3 separate regions of the Homo sapiens genome follow, and regions 1 and 3 are each linked to region 2. Evidence: chromatin loops called from intact Hi-C (ENCODE). Cell type or tissue: sigmoid colon. All regions are shown on one strand. Links, peaks and the distances in the headings refer to the core of each region. The heading gives the core; the rest is flanking DNA.

Evidence for each region. Peaks named below come from ENCODE experiments on the same cell type or tissue, not always from the same donor. Only the 100,000 strongest peaks of a DNase experiment are listed, where the experiment ranks them.
Region 1: a loop joins it to region 2, with 2.9 times the contacts of the local background. A loop is called at or near these places in 2 of 110 quality-filtered maps.
Region 3: a loop joins it to region 2, with 2.2 times the contacts of the local background. A loop is called at or near these places in 4 of 110 quality-filtered maps.

The regions. Positions count from the first base shown.
Region 1 is chr2:217,619,294-217,625,515 of GRCh38, forward strand. The region is part of intron 2 of DIRC3 (disrupted in renal carcinoma 3); the gene reads right to left. Among named protein-coding and RNA genes, the nearest start is that of DIRC3, 170 kb to the right of the region's middle. In sigmoid colon, for the core only: no CTCF peak of the experiment used is centred there; a DNase peak (open chromatin) is centred at 3,238; H3K27ac peaks cover 1,674 bases.
Region 2 is chr2:217,244,652-217,250,873 of GRCh38, forward strand. No RefSeq gene overlaps it. Among named protein-coding and RNA genes, the nearest start is that of DIRC3-AS1, 35 kb to the right of the region's middle. In sigmoid colon, for the core only: no CTCF peak of the experiment used is centred there; DNase peaks (open chromatin) are centred at 3,160 and 3,830; H3K27ac peaks cover 1,145 bases.
Region 3 is chr2:217,325,723-217,331,944 of GRCh38, forward strand. All of the region lies in intron 4 of DIRC3-AS1 (DIRC3 antisense RNA 1), which reads left to right. It overlaps DIRC3 (disrupted in renal carcinoma 3), which reads right to left. Exons shown (of 13, transcript NR_186301.1): 9 at 2,275-2,430; 10 at 124-248. Among named protein-coding and RNA genes, the nearest start is that of DIRC3-AS1, 46 kb to the left of the region's middle. RefSeq lists an enhancer at 5,964-6,222. In sigmoid colon, for the core only: no CTCF peak of the experiment used is centred there; a DNase peak (open chromatin) is centred at 3,527.

The DNA.
Region 1 (6,222 bases), core at 2,094-4,593, 370 kb after region 2:
GTAAGGTGATGCTTCCACTCCCATTTGACGGGTGGAAAAAACTGAACTTCGCATTTCGGCTGAGAACATGCTTGCTTCCTGGACCCTTGCCCCCAGCCCAGTCTACTAAATCTCTCTTTGGCATGGAGAAGTTAAATAATTTGCCCAAGCTCACATCCCTATTAAGTAGTGAAGCTAGGATTTGAATTCAGACCATCTAAACCACCATGTCATAATTGCAGGGCCAAAAAGTGAGGGGCTCTACATGTCAGACTGGAGAACCTGAGTTTAATTTTACATACCTTGGGTTGTGACATGATCAAAGATCTGCCAAGATTAATAGTAGTGACTAGAATGACTTGGAGAAGAGAGAGACCCGAGGCAAGCCTTCAGTTAGCAGGGTGGGAGGATGGGGCTACTTACTGCCCAATGCCTGTCTCTCTGACACAATTCTACTGAAGCTTGGGACCTTGGCACATCTTAGAGATGAAATGGACTTAAATGGCCCAGTCAAAATGCCTTTTTATTCAATTCCCTGTACTTATTCACTGATATGGATGTGAATAATTGTCTGTACATCTATAACTCCCTGTCCCCTCTTAACTGGGAATATAATGCCCTGCTTTTCTAAGGCCTCAAGACATCTTAGTGTCAAAAGCTCTTATAGCCAGCATGACTATTGATTAGACCTGTGTTTCTCAAACTATGTTCCAGGGAATATTTGGTCTTATGAGATGCCACCCCCATCCCCCACTCCTCAAAAAAGGATTCTATGCTGGTCAAATAGATTTAGGAAATCCTCTATACTATACTGTCTACCCCCTGGGAGAATTACCATGCACACCTATATCTTAAAAGTTCTGATAACTCCTATAGTAAAGAAACATGCTTAACTTTGTTTAACCCAGTGTTTTCCAAGTGTGGTTAACCAGAAAACACTGCATTCATGTAGCACATATTAAAAACCCAAGACATAGGGGTCTGCAGAAAGCTCTTGGGAAATACTGCCTTAGGAAATTATTTCTTTCATTTTCTTCCTTCATTGTCAATATAATTCTTAGGAGGAATAATAATAGCTGCTATTCATTTAACTCTAGGGTTCGTCCAAGTGCTTTTACCAATATCATCTCATCTTTTAATGTTTGAAGCTTCAGCCCGACCTATCTTTCAAATTCCTTCTTTTTCTTTCCTTGAAGCAGAATCCCAAGGGATTACAATTATGTGGGTATATCTCAGAAAGTTAACAGCCATGTCTATCTCTTTTTCAGATCAGAAGGGTACAATTTTCTACTACTTAAAAAAGAGAGAGAGAGATCCTTTGCTCCTAACAGATTTTATCAGTTTCTAGGAATTACTTAAAATGCACTTATAATAGTAAATGTCAAAGATTAACACTTCTCAACTCCCTTAAGAGGTCCCCCCCCCAGTCATTTTTTCTGATACAAACTACTTTCTGTTAAGTATTACCTTACAAGGAATACAATTAATTGAAAGTAAAACATTTTAAAAGAAAATGAGGATTTTTTAATAAAGCATTTTAATTGCCAAATGATTTTCTCTCTAAAAATATTTGCATTCAAAAACACAGCAAAATCAGAGGGCAATGCTTAACTCAAAGGAATGACTGTAATAGATTTCAGGCTGTAAGAGGAATATTTGGGAAGGTGAGGGATGTTGTTTTTATCCCTCAAATCACCTCACACAGGCAATTGCCGCCTTTGTCTATCTATCTGGTTTATTGTGTTCATTGCTACCTCTTCAATCTCCTTCTGAATTCCTGGAATGGATAGACATTAAAATTCAAAGTGGTGTGAATCCTGGCTTCATCACTGACTCATTGAATAGTGTTTCTGAAACTACCTTTCTCAATTTCTTCATTGTTAAATATAAAATAGCACTACCTAATAACACTGTGTTGTTGCAAGGATAAAATTGGAACAGATGCAAAGCATCTAGTACCCTGCCCAACACACAGCAGGTAGTCCGTAAGTGTGGGTTATAGACCTGCATTTTTCTTGGCAACTTGTAGGCAAGAGAGGTAACCAGTAGCCCAATGGTATGTCTCTGTGATTTGTACTTAGCATGAATACGTGGGTGAAGGCTTGTCTTCTCTCCCCATGGAAACCCAAGAGGAGACTTCAGAAGACTGTTAGCTCCCCACCCACCCCCACCTTTCTGGCACTGAATCCCATTCATTCCACAATGGCAGCTGTCCTGGGCCCCATCTAAGGTGCCTGACCCTTGGAAAGGGAGGCCCAGAGAGCAGTCATTACTTCTTTGCAGCTGTGGTCACAAAACCACGTAAGAAAGTGGGACACAGAGAGAGATTTAGTAGACTGGGCTGGGGGCAAGTGGCCAGGAAGCAAACATGTACTCAGCCAAAATGCCAAGTTCAGTAGCTTGAATAAAAACCATCCTAACCTCCAAGGCCCCAAGGTCACCATCTGGAAATGGAAAATCACCGTCAATAAATTACTATGGACCACAGTACTGTGGGATTTCAAAAGAAACTGGACTGCATGAGTTCAAGCTTGGGTTCTCCCTTTAGCTGCCCCTGTGTTCTACTCTTTGAAAGGATAAAAGGCTCTTGGTCCCAAATGGCGACTGTAAATGCAGTGGAAGCTGGGGTGAGTTGCTATGATGAGGGTGGGGTTGCCCTTAATGCCCAGTTCGATAGCTTGACACTAAGTAGAGGGCCAAAGCCCACCATTGCTATTTTCTTCCCCCTTGGCTTCCCAGTGGGCAAAGTTGGCAGATCAGGGAGCACCTGTATCCACTGTGGATCCCTGCTATCCCTCCAACCTCCACCCTGCATTCCCCAAGCCCAGAAAAGAGACGCCCTCCTCCCCTCTCTGCAGTCCCCTAGGAATCTTTCACAGGTGGTCTGAAGTATCACCTGCAACCAGAGTGCTGATGAACTTCTGTCTGCCCTGCTGGGCTTTGTACGGTCCCTGAGTCTGGTCACCCCAGGCCCAAGCAGAAAGCTAAAAAACCTGGTGTTGCAGACATGAAGACAATGGGCCTGCTGGGCTGAAAGCATTCCAGTCTCCCACGTTCAGTAGGAAGGGGTGTTTGGCAGGGAGGAAAGGTCATTAATGCAGACAGTTTATGTTTTCCCAAGCCAGCATTCCTCACAAACAGCTGTGTTTATACAGAACTAGAGGAGAGGGAGAGAGAGACAAGAGAAAGGACAGTGTCCTAGGGATGACATCATTCTGTCCTGTCTGCTTCGACTCCCACCACTGGTGGTGGGGGCTGGGGGAAACGGCAGCAGGCTGGTGAACGTGCTTGGTGTAAGTACATGCAGAGTGTTTATATGTGAGTGTGTTTATTAGATATATATTTTTCCTACTCTCCACTCTGCTCCTTCCCCACTGGCTCCCAGAGCATCCTAATACATTTTGCAGAACACTATTTTTCCTGTAACAGCAACCTCAGAGGAAGGCGAGATTCAGGGGCTCATGTTCACTCCTCCTAATCTCTTTAACAAACCCCCCTCACAGAAGAAAAGCCTGACAGGAGGCAGAGTCATTAAAGTGAATTAAAATGCATCCAAGGAGAGATTAGCCCCAAAAACCATTCCCATATCAGACAAAGGCCCCTTTCATGCAGACTCCAGCCGCCTGGAGTCCTGTAAGCAGAGATTAGGGAACAAATTCTCAGAACCTAGAAGCACTGGCTCTTCAGGAAACGGGCCAACACTTAACCTCCCCTGGATAGAATCTCAAGAACTCAGCTTCTGCTTAAACTACACTTCGGCTTCTTAAGGCCCTCACTGTAAGGGAAAGGGGCTCCACTGAGGCACATGGATTCTCCCCAGCCCCTCTTTGTTGAGCTAAGTCTATCCCTAACACAGTCCAGATAACCAAGGCCCTCACCTGTTCTGAAACTCAACCAGAGGACATAATGTGATCATTCCCCAGCCTTCTGCATCAGGGTATCAGGTAGGAGGTCCTTCCATGAATGGTCCAAGCATAGTCCCTTCTGCACCGCATCTGCAAATATCCTCCTGAGCACCTATTTTGGTTCAAGCTGAGACTTCTGTGATGTGCATGTGAAGAGATGACTGGATATGATTTCTGCTTTCAAGGTAACCAGTAGAGGCTGAGATCTGATGGAAAAAAATGCCTCCTCCACCCAGCCTCTGAATCAGCCAGTTTCCCATGACCAACCTGGGAATTCCTCATTGTTTTGGATCTCCCCACTTCCTTGTTTCATGCTCCTTTTCCCTCACTTCTCCTTGAGATCACTTTCCTACATAAGATATTCACATATATGAAGGTTAATATTATGTGTCAACTTGGCTGGGTCATGGTACCCAGACATGTGGTCAAACATTATCCTGGATGTTTCTGTGAAGGCATTTCTTAAATAAGATTCACAGTAAAGCCAGCGGATTTGGGCAAAACAGATTGCCCTCCATAATGTGGGTGGGCCTCATCTAATTGGTTGAAGGACTAAATATAATAAAAGACTGCCCTTCCTCAAGCAAAAGCGAATTTGACAGCAGATGGCAGTCAGACTTAAGCTGCAACATCAACTCTGCTTGGGCCTTCAGCCTGCTGACCCATCCTACAGATTCTGGACTTGCCAGTCTCTATAATTGTATGCACCAATTCCTTACAATAGATTTTGTATATATTTATACACACACACACACACACACACACACACACACACACATCTTTTTGGTTCTGTTCTTTGGAGAACTGTGACTAAGACAATACATAAGTCTTTGTCCCAGGCTCCACTTTCTGGAAAACTCAGCCCAAGACAGAAAAATTATTTTGAGTTTGAGATTACTGTGGGAGAAGGAGGTGAAGATGGCTATCCAACCAGTGGTACCCACAAGAGGAATGTGGACTCAGGACTAACACACATGCCAGCGGTGCTTGAAACCAAGAGAATGCATAGGGTGAAAAGAAATATGACATGGCCCTTCAAAGGTTCAAAAAATATTATGCTGGATTCCTTGTCCTCACTCAAAATAAATTAACCCTACTTCTTTATACAAACTTAGTCAAATGTTTTGAGAGAAGGAGAGAAAAAGAAAATCTCATTAAAATAAATAAAAGTATCATTGTACCCATAAAGTATGAGTACATATATGGTTCTCACCAGGGTCATAATTTCAACTTGAGATGTTGGAAAACAATTGCCTCATTCACCCCATCCTCCATCTGATCTCCTGCTGTCTGCAGCCATGAGGCTACAGTGGTCACACTGGGCTGTATATTTCCAGTCCTCATCTCTTTTCTACATTAGCCACATCACTCCAGCCTCCAAAGCAGGTGGAAGATAGGGCTTTCTGTTCTGGAATCAAATTATCTTTTTTTTTTTTTTTTTTTTTTTTTTTTGAGACAGAGTCTTGCTCTGTCACCCAGGCTGGAGCACAATGGCATGATCTCAGCTCACTGCAACCTCTGCCTCCTGGGTTCAAGAGATTCTCGTGCCTCAGCCTCCCGAGGAGCTGTATTACAGATGTGCACCACCATGTCTGTCTAATTTTTTTATTTATTTATTTTTTTCAGTAGAGATGGGGTTTCGCCATGTTGACCAGGCTGGTCTCAAAATCCTGGCCTCATGTGATCTGCCCACCTCAGCCTCCCAAAGTGTGGGGATTACAGCTGTGAGCCACTGCACTCGACCCAAATTCTTTTTTCAATTTTAGACTAACCCCTACTCCCACGCTCCTCAATGAAGGCTCCATAGAGTCTTGGAGCAGGTCTAGGGTGGAAATGAGGGCACTGAAGTCTAGTCTTGGCTCCAATCGCTGTCTCACTGTGCATGCCTGAGCACATCATTTCCTCTCACTGGCCTCAGTCTTCTTGCATAGAAAACAAGGGGGGGATTGAACCCATAGATGCTCTTCAAGATCCTTTTCTCATCTAGCACCCTGTCATTCTAAGATATCGCGTGATCCCTCCCAGCATATCACCCCCTTTCAGAAGCTTGTGAGGACACCCATCGTGATCTCCTGGACACGCGGTCCAAAATACACACCACATACACACTTCCATCTATGCCCACTGCTCCATGGTCTGTGTCTATCTCAATACCCACCACCTGCATAGTCTTGCCTCATCTGTCTTCATAGAAAGATTCCAGAACAGGTTGCAGATACAAAAACTCAGAGAGAAGGCAAAGGCAGCAAGTATGCCAATGAATATTTAATAAAATTTTTTCACAACCTCCTCCTTTAAGAAAATGGAAAAGCTATTTGTCTTTGATATTTCACTTAGC
Region 2 (6,222 bases), core at 2,483-4,982:
AGAAGACTCTTTCATTCAATAAGAGAAAAACGTTGACTCTACAGTAGGTTTAGGTTTCCATAGCTGAAGGAAATATTATTTTATCAATAAGGATTCAGCCTGCATACTTTCTGAAAAAAAAATACACGCGCTTGAAAATTATTGTCCTTTAGAATATTTTAAAAATAAATACAGATTTTGACAACTCAAACTATATAGATACATACGTAGACAATTTTAATACTCTGCTGCTCACTGTCCTCCTATTCCATATCCTCAAGGTGATCAGTATTCATTGTTAATGTATGTTCATGCATATTTTTGCTATGCTCATACGTTTATGTACTTATGTATAGTTCCTTTTTCATGGAATCATGTTACTCTGCAACCTGAGTAATGTGCTTATTTTAAGGCCATCTGGTTAAAGGAACTGGAAGATTACAGTTCCAGTGCTGGCAATGGTGCATTAGGCATCCTTATTCTAACGTTCTCAGCCTTGACCGCAAACAGAAATTCAGTGTCCCCTAGGATTCCCATTCCTCCTGGTATCATAGTCCTTCAACCCCATACCATCTAATATAGTAGACACTAGCCACATGTAGTTGACAAACCCTTGAAATGTGGGCTATCCAAATGAAGATGTGACATAAGTTTACAATACACACCAAATTTAGAGGCCTTTGCTGCAAAATAAAGAACTTTAAATCTCTCGTTAATAATTTTATATTGATTACCCATTGAGATAATGGTACTTGGGATATATTGGGTTAGATTAAAATGTATTATTAGAATGAATTTCATTTATTTCTTCTTACATTTTAAAATGAGACTACTAGAAAAATGTAAATTACATATGCAATTTGCATTATATTTCTATTGGCAGCACTGTTCTAACCCAAAGGCCTGCAGAACGATGTGAGTTCACCTCAGAGGTACATGAGATGATTCCTTGGGAGTGTGGAAAGAAAATATAACTTCTTTTCTTACTTATTTTTATCTTATCAATTTTTAATTTATATTTTTGCGTCTGTTTCATAATGTACATAGTATATCGTCATGGTACTAAATGTGTATATTATTCAAATATTAACATCCATTTATTTGCAGATGTATTAAAAACATTTTTATAGACAGAAGTGTGCGACACAAAATTAAAGCATATGGTGACCTTGCTTTGCAGGGGTGAGCAGAGGGTATGTTTTCCGTCCTCTGTTACATATTGCTCCCCCTTGGTATCTGACCCACCTTTCACACCTTTGTGCTGACTTTATTCCTTCTCTTTCCTGAATCATGTCCAAAGGCGTCCCAGGGAAGATAAATGAAGCTCTAAGCTTTGCCTTCCTGCTTTCTGGATCTTAGGGTTTGGTGTCCTTGCTCCTTGGGTGCCTTGAACATCCCATCTGGCAAGGTTGGGCTGCACCTGCCTTCCCGATGCGCCTTCCTCCCAGAGAGCCTGGTGCCCACCCCAAGGCTCCTCGTTCTCCCTCACACTCTTCTCCAGCACCTCCGGCCTCCCCTCCCTACCAGGTCCCCTGAGCTGTGGAGATTACAAAGGAGAATCAGGTTTACACTACTTTCATCCTAACAGATAATGAGAAGAAAGAGAAAGCAAAAGTGAGATGAGAGGACAGATTGATTCCGGGGGCTCTGACCACGGGATGATTCGCTCTCAAATCAATTCCCATTGAATTGAAACCAACACCCTCTCAACCTAGGTTACTGGTATTAGAAAGGAGTTATGGGAGTTGGCTAAGCCTATAACACTTTCTTCAAAAGAATGTCTATTCGATTATTTCTTTTGAAGGTACTATGTTGTGGCAGCCATGAGAAATATAGGATGGATGGAAACGTGAGTAGTCACATCACTCCACAGGGAAGATAATAACAGAGTGTAGCTTTTAAAGGGGCTTGCACCCACCCACCACTGGCACAGGTCCTTGGACACACATGTACACACGCACATGCCCACACCCTTTGCTGTGCCCCCTGAAACTCATTCCCCCTGCAACTGAAACTTGCCTTTGCTTGTGATCATTCACACCCCTCTCTGTCATTCCTGCACCCACTCAATTCCTCACTCTTATGCTCAGAAAACATTTACTGACTGAGGGCCTGTTCTAGGAAAGGCACCAAAGTCTAAGGATAATCAAGTCTGGTGGCCACATTCAGAAAATTCTGGCCGAAGTGTTTTAGGTTGAATCATGAAATTGCTGATATTGAACAGTTTCTGACCTTTGAAATGACCACTTTATATAGTGAAGCTTAATTTTGTACATGCATACACATGCATATTTGGGGTTCATATCACTATAGAAAAGTGGTCAAAAACAAATTCTGGCACCAGATTTATTATTTATTAGTTTTGGAAACTTAAGTAAGTTGCAACTTAACTCATCTGAATCTCATTTTCTTCTTACGAAAATGGAGAAAATAACGGGCTCTACTTCATGGGGTTATTGTGAGGATCAAATACTTAATCTTTATAAAGCATTTAATACATACTGCCCAGCACATAGTAAGTGCTCAATAAACGTTAGCTGTAGCAGTGGCTGCTGTAGCAGTGGCTGCAGTAGCAGCTAACATTTATTATCATTATTAGTGGGTGGTAGCATCACTGTCATCTATGGAAGTCCATGTACAGTATTCCTATTTGCAAGATGATAAAATAGACCTGCTCAAGTGAGAGAAAAATCTCTTACTGACTCTCCCAGCCAGGAAAGCCATCATCTTATCAATAATGGAAACAGAATACTTTATTAAAACTGTAGAAATTCAGCAGAAGTTATTAAAACAACTAGGAACTTTAGTGTTTGACATTTGAATAGAGAATAACAAAATGGCAGTGGGGAGGGACCCAGAAAGTGTGAGGAGTGCAAGAGGGGAGGGAGCAGGTGGCCGTGCTGGCTGCGTTTCACTTTGGGCAGGGTGTTTGCATCTAGAGACCTGCCTGTTTATTCCAAGTGAAAGCCAAGGGCTGAGTGCCCTTGTGAGGAGTTCGTGTTAAGTTTCATGTTTGTGCAGGAAAGATCTGAAGGGCAGTGTGGCCACAAGGACTGATGGACAGATAGATAGACATGTCTGGATTTATGACTGAGCAGCTGACCCGCGCCAACATGCTAGTGAGGACACACAGTTGACTTAACACAGGCTGCTGGTATCCACAGCCAGAAGTCGAAGAAATTGTTGGTGTTATTAACAATCTTCTGGCAGGAGGATGGCACTTACGTCCTGGCTGTGCCGACACAGCTAAGATTCTCTGGTGTGGATTCCAGGAGCACATCGATCCTGGCCACACAGACAAGCTGGAGGCCAAGAGTCCCTTCCCTTGTCCTCACAGGGGGCCACCACAGTCAGCCTGGACAGCCCCTTCAACAACCAAGGGACCTGTTTACAAAACGGTGAAACAAACTAAAATCAGACAAATAAGTGTCACACTAGATTGGCTGGTGGAGCCAAAGGGTTTGATGTAGAGGTGCCAAAAAGGAGCATAAAACCAAGGGGAGATCAGGGCCTTGGGTGCAGAAAGGGTGAAATCAAATCTCACCTTTAGCCATTAATATTAGTGTGGCACAGGCCAATCCTCTTACCTGTGGGGCCTCAGTTTCCCCATTTGAGAAATGGTGATGAAAATCTGCCTCATAGCCCTATTGTGAGATTGGAGGGAAATCCTGGCTGTGACTTGCCCAGTGCACCTTAGTTCATTTTCCTCCTCTCTGTATGTAGTAAGTCACTCCAGAAGAGAGCCGACAATTCTGGCCCTGACAGGCGCAGCAGCCAGCCCAACCCTGAGAAGCAGTTCCCCCACCCCTTCTCCCTCACTCTGTCCTCCCCTCCTGGCTTTTTCCCAGAAGGCTCCAGGGCTCCCAGGCCAACTGCCAAACCACAGGGCTCTGCCATTGGCTTTCATAGACCCCCTCCCCTTCCCCTCTTCAACTGCATCTCTGCGTGGCAGTCCTGCTCCGGGCTCCCTCCCTGGAGGGTAAGACCCGTGGCTGCCCCAGCCTGCTATGCCAGCATTTGCAGGGGTATTCATCTGAAACCACTACTGACAATCTGTGTTTATTTGGGGCGTGCAGAGGAGCCAAGGGCTATGAAAGGAGCTGCGTTCCAGAACTCTCTGATTCCCATCAGGCTGCGCAGATCAGGCCCTGTAGCTGAAAGAAGAGCTAGGCTTTCTCTTTCCATGTCTTCAAATAGGGGACCGCACACTAGTTGCAGTTCCAACAGTTGCAGTCTGCAGTTCCTCTTTTTGCTCACTGACAACACAACCCAATCCTGTGCCTTATCAAAGACAAGAACTATTAGAGAAATGATGATGAGAATTGAGGATGTCAAATTTTATACATTTGTAATTGCAGGGGATAACAAGACTTCTTTATTTTGCACTGTTTAATATTTCAACTTTTTATGGAAATAGAGAAAAGTGCACAAATTGTCAACTGATAGCTGGGATTGGATGGCAGGAAGAAATTGACACTAGGACTGGCTTCCAGCACCTTTAGCTGGACCATGTAGCCTCTTAGGGCACGAGAATTGAGAACATTCTTTAGGAACCCTGTTAGCATATTTATTACAACCAGGGGTGAGCTGGAGCCAGCTTGCACCAGCTCAGAAGAGCCTATTTTTCCCATCTCTTCCCAACTCCACATTCAGTGACCTCACATTGGTGCTTGAAATCAGGGTCAAAGGGAGTATTTACACCACAGAAATCAGCAGATGATAAGTAGAACAGCCACCCCACCGACCTCCCACCTCCGCCACGAACAGTTTTTAACCATTTACTAACAAACCACTGTTTAAAACTTTCCTAAAATGGGTGAACAAAATTTGAGTACCTTTCTGACTAACTCCAGTTTAATCAATCCCTACCCCCTTTCTCAGAAAATCTCCCTTCCCATTATCTTGCCCTGAGAGTACAGAGCCTTTGCAATCTTCCTTCTGGAAACTCTCATGCATTTGACAACTGCTGCACCTCAGCCTTTTTCCCTCTCTTCTGCTTTTTGTTAAGTGATTGCTGTTCTTGAGTGTGTCTAAGTGATTCCCCAGAGACATATCCAGGTGGTTGATGTGCAAAGCCCGGCACTTCCTGGAAAGAAACCTCTGCTCCAGGGCTGACAGTGAGGCCTCCCAGAGCCTCCATGACCCCCTTGGATTGCAGACACTGTCCAAATGTCCTTCTGTCAGATGGCTTCCCCTAACGCCATGCCTTTCTCAATTTATTGCATTTTCAGCCTTACTGAAGTCTGCCCTGGGGACAAATTGGAAACCTATAACCTTAGGACAGCAAGGTAAGGAGAGCCAATGCACAGCCCCTTCACTTCTCTGGCCCCTCAGTCCCCTCTTGTCTTAATTGGGCAGTGTGGGTCAAACGCTGCACACGTCCCTTCTGATTCTGCACGCAGTGTTCTTTCTACATCTTGGCTGTACAGAGAGTTCCATTTTTCACCCCCATGAGAGGGGGGTGGGGCAAAACACTGAAGGAATCTTTCAAAGACCCTCCACCTGACCCCTGTCTGAACAAATAATTAATCTCCTGAAAAAGCAGCTCGCTGATGGGTCCAGGCTGTGCCTGTGGATTTATGAGGTGACGTCAGTTTGAAGACTGGGATGCAGAGCCTGAGCTGTGTTTCACACACTCCTCAATTGTTTTAACGGACCTGCTCCTGAAGGCCTCCAAATCTTTCCCCAAGCTAAGCTTTATTAAAATGGCAAAGATGGAGAGGAGTGCTTTTCCAGATAAATCAGCTTACTTAGGCTCTGCTCCCTCCCCTCCCCCTGTCTACTGGAAAGCACTCCCAGAGGGAAGGAAATGAAGAACTGCAAAGTACTTGCAGGTACATGCTTAATGCCTTAAACTCTAGCATTGTGTTAACAGCTATTCATGGACTGGACTTTAAAGAAATAGATGGATTCTCAATCTGCCCAATTTAAATAATCCTTAAGAGAGAACTAAGGAGGAAGATTAATGTCCTTAGTAACTAAATGACACACCAGAGTTTAGCCTGGAGGCTGGGTCTCTGCACTGACTATCACAGTGCAATTCCTTGAGAGGATCCAGATAAAACTGGGTTTAAAATGAAGGTGGGGGGCGTTAATGGGGAGAAAAACGGTTAGAAGTCAGAGTGAAAGAAGGGAGGGGTGGATGTGAGCAAGCGGGGATGGAGGCAAAGCTTTTGTCCCAGAGACAAAAGTGGTGGGAGAGTGAAGGAGTAGAAGAAAATATATTTCTACTCTTGACTGATC
Region 3 (6,222 bases), core at 2,079-4,578, 81 kb after region 2:
TAGAGATGACGCATCCTCACTGTGTTGGACATAGGAGGCAAGTCCATACAATGACACCCACAGGTGATCACTGAGTGCCCCCTGACCAGGCTGTACTTTTCACCTAATGAGCAATCACCATACCTTATTTTTCTTTCTGATCCCATATAGCAGCTCTTCCAGGCATACAAACTAGTACAGTTGATTGAAGGTTCACTCGGTGCAAAAGCACTCTTCATATACTATCTCAGTTAATGCTTACAAGACTCCTGTGAAATAGATAATATTAGTATTTCCATCCTATAGATGCAGCACTTGAGCATCGAAAGGGTTAAAATACTTGCCCAGGGTCACATGACTAGAAAGTTGCAGAGCCAGACTTGCCAAAGACAGCTGCTGCCTTGTTTCATATCACCTAGCTTTACAGTAACACAACTCTATTATTTAAGATAATGATGTTAGTGTAGAGTGAGAATAAATAAGTAGTGGTCAAGTCTGGAAATAGAAAGGCAGATGAATACATTTACTAGGGAATTTTCTTTTGATGTATAGTTGTGACTTGTTTCGTCTTCCTTTGTGTATTGAAGATAAAAGTGTCAATTTTGTATTACTTAGAGCAGAGTTTCTCAAACCCAACACTATTGACATTTTGGATCAGACAATTCCTTGTTGTCTAGGGATGGGCTGTGCATTGTAGGATATTGAGCAATATCTCTGGCTCTCCACACTAGATGCCAGTAGCATTTCACCAACCCCAGCTGTGGCATCAAAAATATCTCCAGACATTGCCAAATGTCCCCTGAGGGGACAAAATCATTACCACATTGAGAATCACTAATCTAGGGGATCTCTGAGAGCAAACAAAATAATTGCTCTGCCTTGAAAATTAGACACTGCTGGCACTCAGTTGGGTGGCCCAAGTGAGAGACCCCAGGGAGCCTTCTTTAGTTGGAATGAGAGATTGTTCTGAACAAGAGCTGAGTCAGGACCCAGTGTGCCCATGCCCTCTTCTTAGTAAGAAAAGGAAGATGTAGGAACTTAGGGCACAGCCAGAGATCACTGGTTTGTTTTCCAGATTCAACTTCAGGGAACTTAAAATAAGTGTTCTGGAACAAATGCTTAGTGATGTAGAAGGAGGAAATAACACCTCTCATTTACTGGAATATCAGATCACTTACATCACTTAATTCTTAAGATAATCCAATAAGTCAGGTAGAATTTATCATTTCCATTTTACAGAATCAAAAAGGAATGCCTAAGAAGTTGAAAGACTAGCTCTTGGTTAGAAAGTGAGGTAACTGGAAGAAGGACATTGCTCTTTTTTTGAGATGGAGTCTCACTCTGTCACCCAGGCTGGAGTGCAGTGGTGCAATCTCAGCTCACTGCAACCTCCACCTCCCAGGTTCAAGTGATTCTCCTGTCTCAGCCTCCCAAGTAGCTCAGACTACAGGCATGTGCCACCATGTCTGGCTAATTTATATATATATTTTTAGTAGAGATGGGATTTTGCCATGTTGTCCAGGCTGGTCTCCAACTCCCGACCTTTCTATCTGACTTAAATGTTTATGCTCTTTCCAATCCATCCCAGGATTTTAGAGAGAATCTTCTAGAGATTACATGGAAACATTAATAGAAAACCTTCCTTTCATTCACTCTAGGCAGATGCTATGCTATCCACCAAGGACACAAACATAAAATCTAATCCCAGCCTTAAAGAGCTCAGATTAGTGAAAGAAAAAGACATACATAAAATATTTATAATACAGCATGCTAAACACAGTGATAAGGACATCCATGTAGATGGTACTATGGGAACATAGAAGAGGGAAACCCAATGCAGCCTTAGGAAAGTGATGGGGAGGGTTCTCAGGGAAGGCTTCATGGAAGAGGTGGTATGGGAACAGAGTTCAAAGATGTCAGGATTTGTCCTAGGAAATGACAAAAAATCTCACAATTTCCCACTGAAAATCAGCTGCTACAAATTGCAGTTTAGATATGACAACAGAAAAGTACACCAAACATTTTCATTAAAAGGAAAGACAGTATGTTGAGGGGAGAGACCCCAGCCTTCTTTGCTGGCACAAGGTGTATCATTTCTCAGCAGGTGCTGAGCAGGAAGACTGACTGCCATTTGTATTAGTCAAGGTTCTCCATAGAAACAGAACAAAAGGAGGGATGGGAAAAGGTAGGGAGAGAGAGATTTTAAGGAACTCCCCATGCAACTGTGCCAGTTGGCAAGTCTGAAATCTGTAGAATAAGTCAGCAGGCTGAACATGCAGGCAAGAGTTACATTACCTTCTTGACTCCGAATTCCACAGGGCAGGCCAGCAGGCGGGAAACTCAAGCAGAATTTCTACATTGCAGGCTTGAGGTAAAATTTTCTTCTTCCAGAAACCTCACTCTTTGTTCTTCAGGCCTTCAAAGGATTGGATGAGACTTACCCACATTAACCTGCATTATTTGAGTAAAGGAATCTGCTTTAGTCAAAGTCTACTGATTTAAATGTTAATCACACCCACAAATACATTCATAGCCACATCCACAGTGGGGTTTGACCAAACAACTAGGCATCATAACCTAACCAAGTTGACACATAAAATTAACCATGACACCATTGTTGTTCGCTCATTAATCTCTCCCAGAAAGAAATATAATTTTCCATCTGGAAACCTATTAGAACTGGGAAGTTAAAATCTCTACAGCCCAATGTGCTACAGGCTTCAGATCCCCTGGGAAAGTTGCAGCCTGGGGTGGGGAAGGAAACATATCAGCTAACATTCAGTTGAATATTTTAATACCACTCTTAGAGTCATAAATCCCAATATGCCTTAGCCCTAAAGCAGATCCCTTAAAGAGACAGAGTAATTCTTAAGGTTTTGGTAATTCAAAATCTATTTTAAATATACAAAAGGAGCTCTTTAATGGGCCCCAAGGTGAATCTTTTCATAAAATAATAAATTAAGTGGGGTTTTTTCCAGTTCGAGGAAACACTCATGTATTTCTAACATCCTACACTAAAATGCCTTGACTTGAATAGCTGTGCATGTGCATGGACATGCATTTATTCATTTCTGTTTTTTCTTAACAGACAAAGAGATGGAATAATTTTATTCAGGTCTGATACACCAGTGTATGCCTGAGCATGTATATGTATATATAACCAGTAACATCTCAGTTATTGGTATGACGGGAAACATTTCTTTCCATGAACATAATTTGTTGGTTATATCAAGACAATCATTCCCACATTTAAATAGTGAAATTGTCCAGGAAAGAAGACTCCATGGTACACAACAGATTCTTAACCAGAAATCTTTAATTTAATAACCAGTTAATTTGTTGTAGAATCCACATGCTTTGACAAGGAGTCCATACAAATAAACCTCTGACAAATCTAAGCTGAATTAATCAGCAGGAAGAAAAGAAAATGCTTTCCTGTAAACTTCGCCCTGATGAAAAAGAGAGGGTGTCAGAAGTCCATGACAAAACCCAGGCACATCCAAAATAAGTTTGATTATAAAAGCAAGAACTCCTTTCTGGTTTTGTACGATGACTGGGGGAGGGTTGGCAAGAACAGGATAAATTATTCAGGTTTAAGAGACAGTGATAAAAATGTAAATGCAATCCTGTCACGGAATCTTTGCACCAGCTGAATAAATTCAAACTAGAAGCTGAATCAGCATCTCGCCTCTGATTAAAACCAATTGAAAGCACAAAGACAGGAAGAAGAAAACCTCATAAGTTCTTTGGAAATGGCAGATAAATTGATCAAGCATAACTGCAACATTAAGATGAAACAGTTTTACTAATATTGACCACAGGCCAAGGGGCCCTGCCAGCTCTCTTCAAATGGTAGCACTTGTAATCAAAGAACTAGGTCTTATTTAAGCTCAAAAGTGATTATTACTTCATTAATTATGGTCATGCCCCTATTCTTTCATTGTGACCACATTTCATCTTTTCCCAAAAGCAGTCCATTAGCCTCATTTCATCTTTAATGGGTAATATGTTCCTTTCTGAGCATGCTTTCTGTGTGCATAGATTCAAGCTGCTGAACAACAGCTCTACATCCCAAGCCGGTGCCCAACATTGGCCCTATACTTGCTTGACACTATGGTCAGAGAGCACAACAAAATAAAAAAAATTTTTTTTCATATCTATTCGAGACAGATCAAGAGATAACATACGAACATGAACAAATGTATTTTTCTTCAACAGCTCAGGGATTAAAAGCTGGGGCTCGGTATCCAGGCTCCCTGGGTTCAAAGACAGGCATGCACCTCACAAGAAGTCAGGGGCTGGGCAGCCTTTCTTCTCTCTAACACAGGGATAACAACAGGGTTTGTGGCAAGGATTTAATTAATGGAAAGAGCCTGGGATGTGTCTGGCACATAATAAGTGCTCAATAAATGTTAGTTCTTATTAACATTGTGTTTACATTAAACATATGCCACTGTCACCGGTAGAGGGTTGTGACTTCAACTTGTCCAGGTTCTTGGCATTTTAAACAAAGAACTGGACAAAATGCCCAGCAAAGCAAAGAAAGAATGAAGCAACAAAAGAACGAAAGCAGGGATTTATCGAAAACGAAAGTACACTCCACAGTGTGGAAGCGGACCCATGCAGTGGCTCAAGGGCCCAGACACAGAAATCTTCTTGGGTCCAAATACCCCCTAGAAGTTTCCCATTGGCCACTTCATGCTCACCTGAAGTAAATGAAGCGGTAGCCGGCAATCACTCTGATTGGCTGCAGAAAGCAGCCAACCAGAGACTGAAATGAAGTTACAAAGGTCACACTCCTGTGCAAACATCCGATTGGTTGCAAAAAACAACCAATCAGAGGCTAAGGTGAAGTTACAAAGTTATATTTCTATGCGAAAAAAGACTAGACCTGCAATCAGTCTGATTTGTGGTGGACAGCCAATTTCTCATCTGCCCGGCAGAAAAGGTCAAAGGGAGTAGCCTCTGGTCCTTTTGTTACTTAGGCGTGGAAAGTTAGGGTTTTCAAGTTAGTTCTAGGAAGTCAGCGTGAAACAGCCTTAGGTTCCCTGCCTCCAGACACTGTTCTCCTGCCTCATCACCCACTTAGGAGTTAGACAATTCGGTTGAGTGCTTAAGGAAAAAGTCACCAGGCAGTCCATCCAGCCACCCCTGCGCATCTACTCAACAGCGCGGCCTGGTGTGTCCACTTATACGCACACACAGAATGCCATAAGAAGTGGACTGCTGTGCACAGTCTCTCCCGATTTGGCTATAAGCCCTTAGGATTCATTTCAACGTCATAGTGTAGTGAAAATTATAGAATTCTATCAATATCAGGTAATAAAGTTGCTTAATGAGCCTATTCACAAATATCCGCTGAGTAGTCCCCATATGCCCAGAACTATGCCATGCATGAAAGGGCACAAAAGATCTGGAAAAGGCTGTAAAGCCTTCCAGATGTTAACAACTATTTAGGGAGAAAAAGGCTTATCCTGAATTACTAAAAGATTTAGCTAGTATGTGAATTATGTCATTATAGACAGTGATACAATAAAGCAACATAGCATAATGTGCTATTCACAGGTCTAGAACTTTCTGAAAAGGAGAATGAGAGGTGAGGAAGCTCTCGAGGGGCCCATGTGTTGGGGGTGGTGGATATGTACACACACACACACACACACACACACACACACTCACCCTGTCCTGCCACCATTAGGTAAAGTTTCCTGCCACTCCTTGCACATCCGTCATTACCAAAGAGATATTAAACTAGACAACTGTAAAAAAATAACACCTTCAGTGGCAAAACTGCCTTATGCAGAGATGTGGATGATTTGTTACCTACTTCATCGTTGCATGTGGCTCAGGGGAGTTTTCTCAGCGATTAGCAGGGGCACTGGCAGAAGACAATAGGCCTAGGAACTTCCCTGGCTGCCCTCACCATTGCACCAACCCCAAACCCCCCTGAGGACATCTTGCAGACCAGTAACCTGCTAACTCTCATTCCTCTCATTCCTTTCTTGCTGTTTTTCCTGGCTAGCTCCAGAGCCAGCAGAAGAAGGTCAACGTCACTCTTAAACTATGTCAAACAGTGTTGTAGTTCAGGAGTGGAGGTGAACTGTTTACACATGGTCTTTGTTTCCTCTAGCCAGGATTTCATTGCTGATCCTGCCCTCTAAGGTCATACCAGAGGGCACAGAATGGGCCTCCCAGCCTACATGCTGCTGTGACTGTCTGTCTGAGGGAAGGATCAGATTTAGG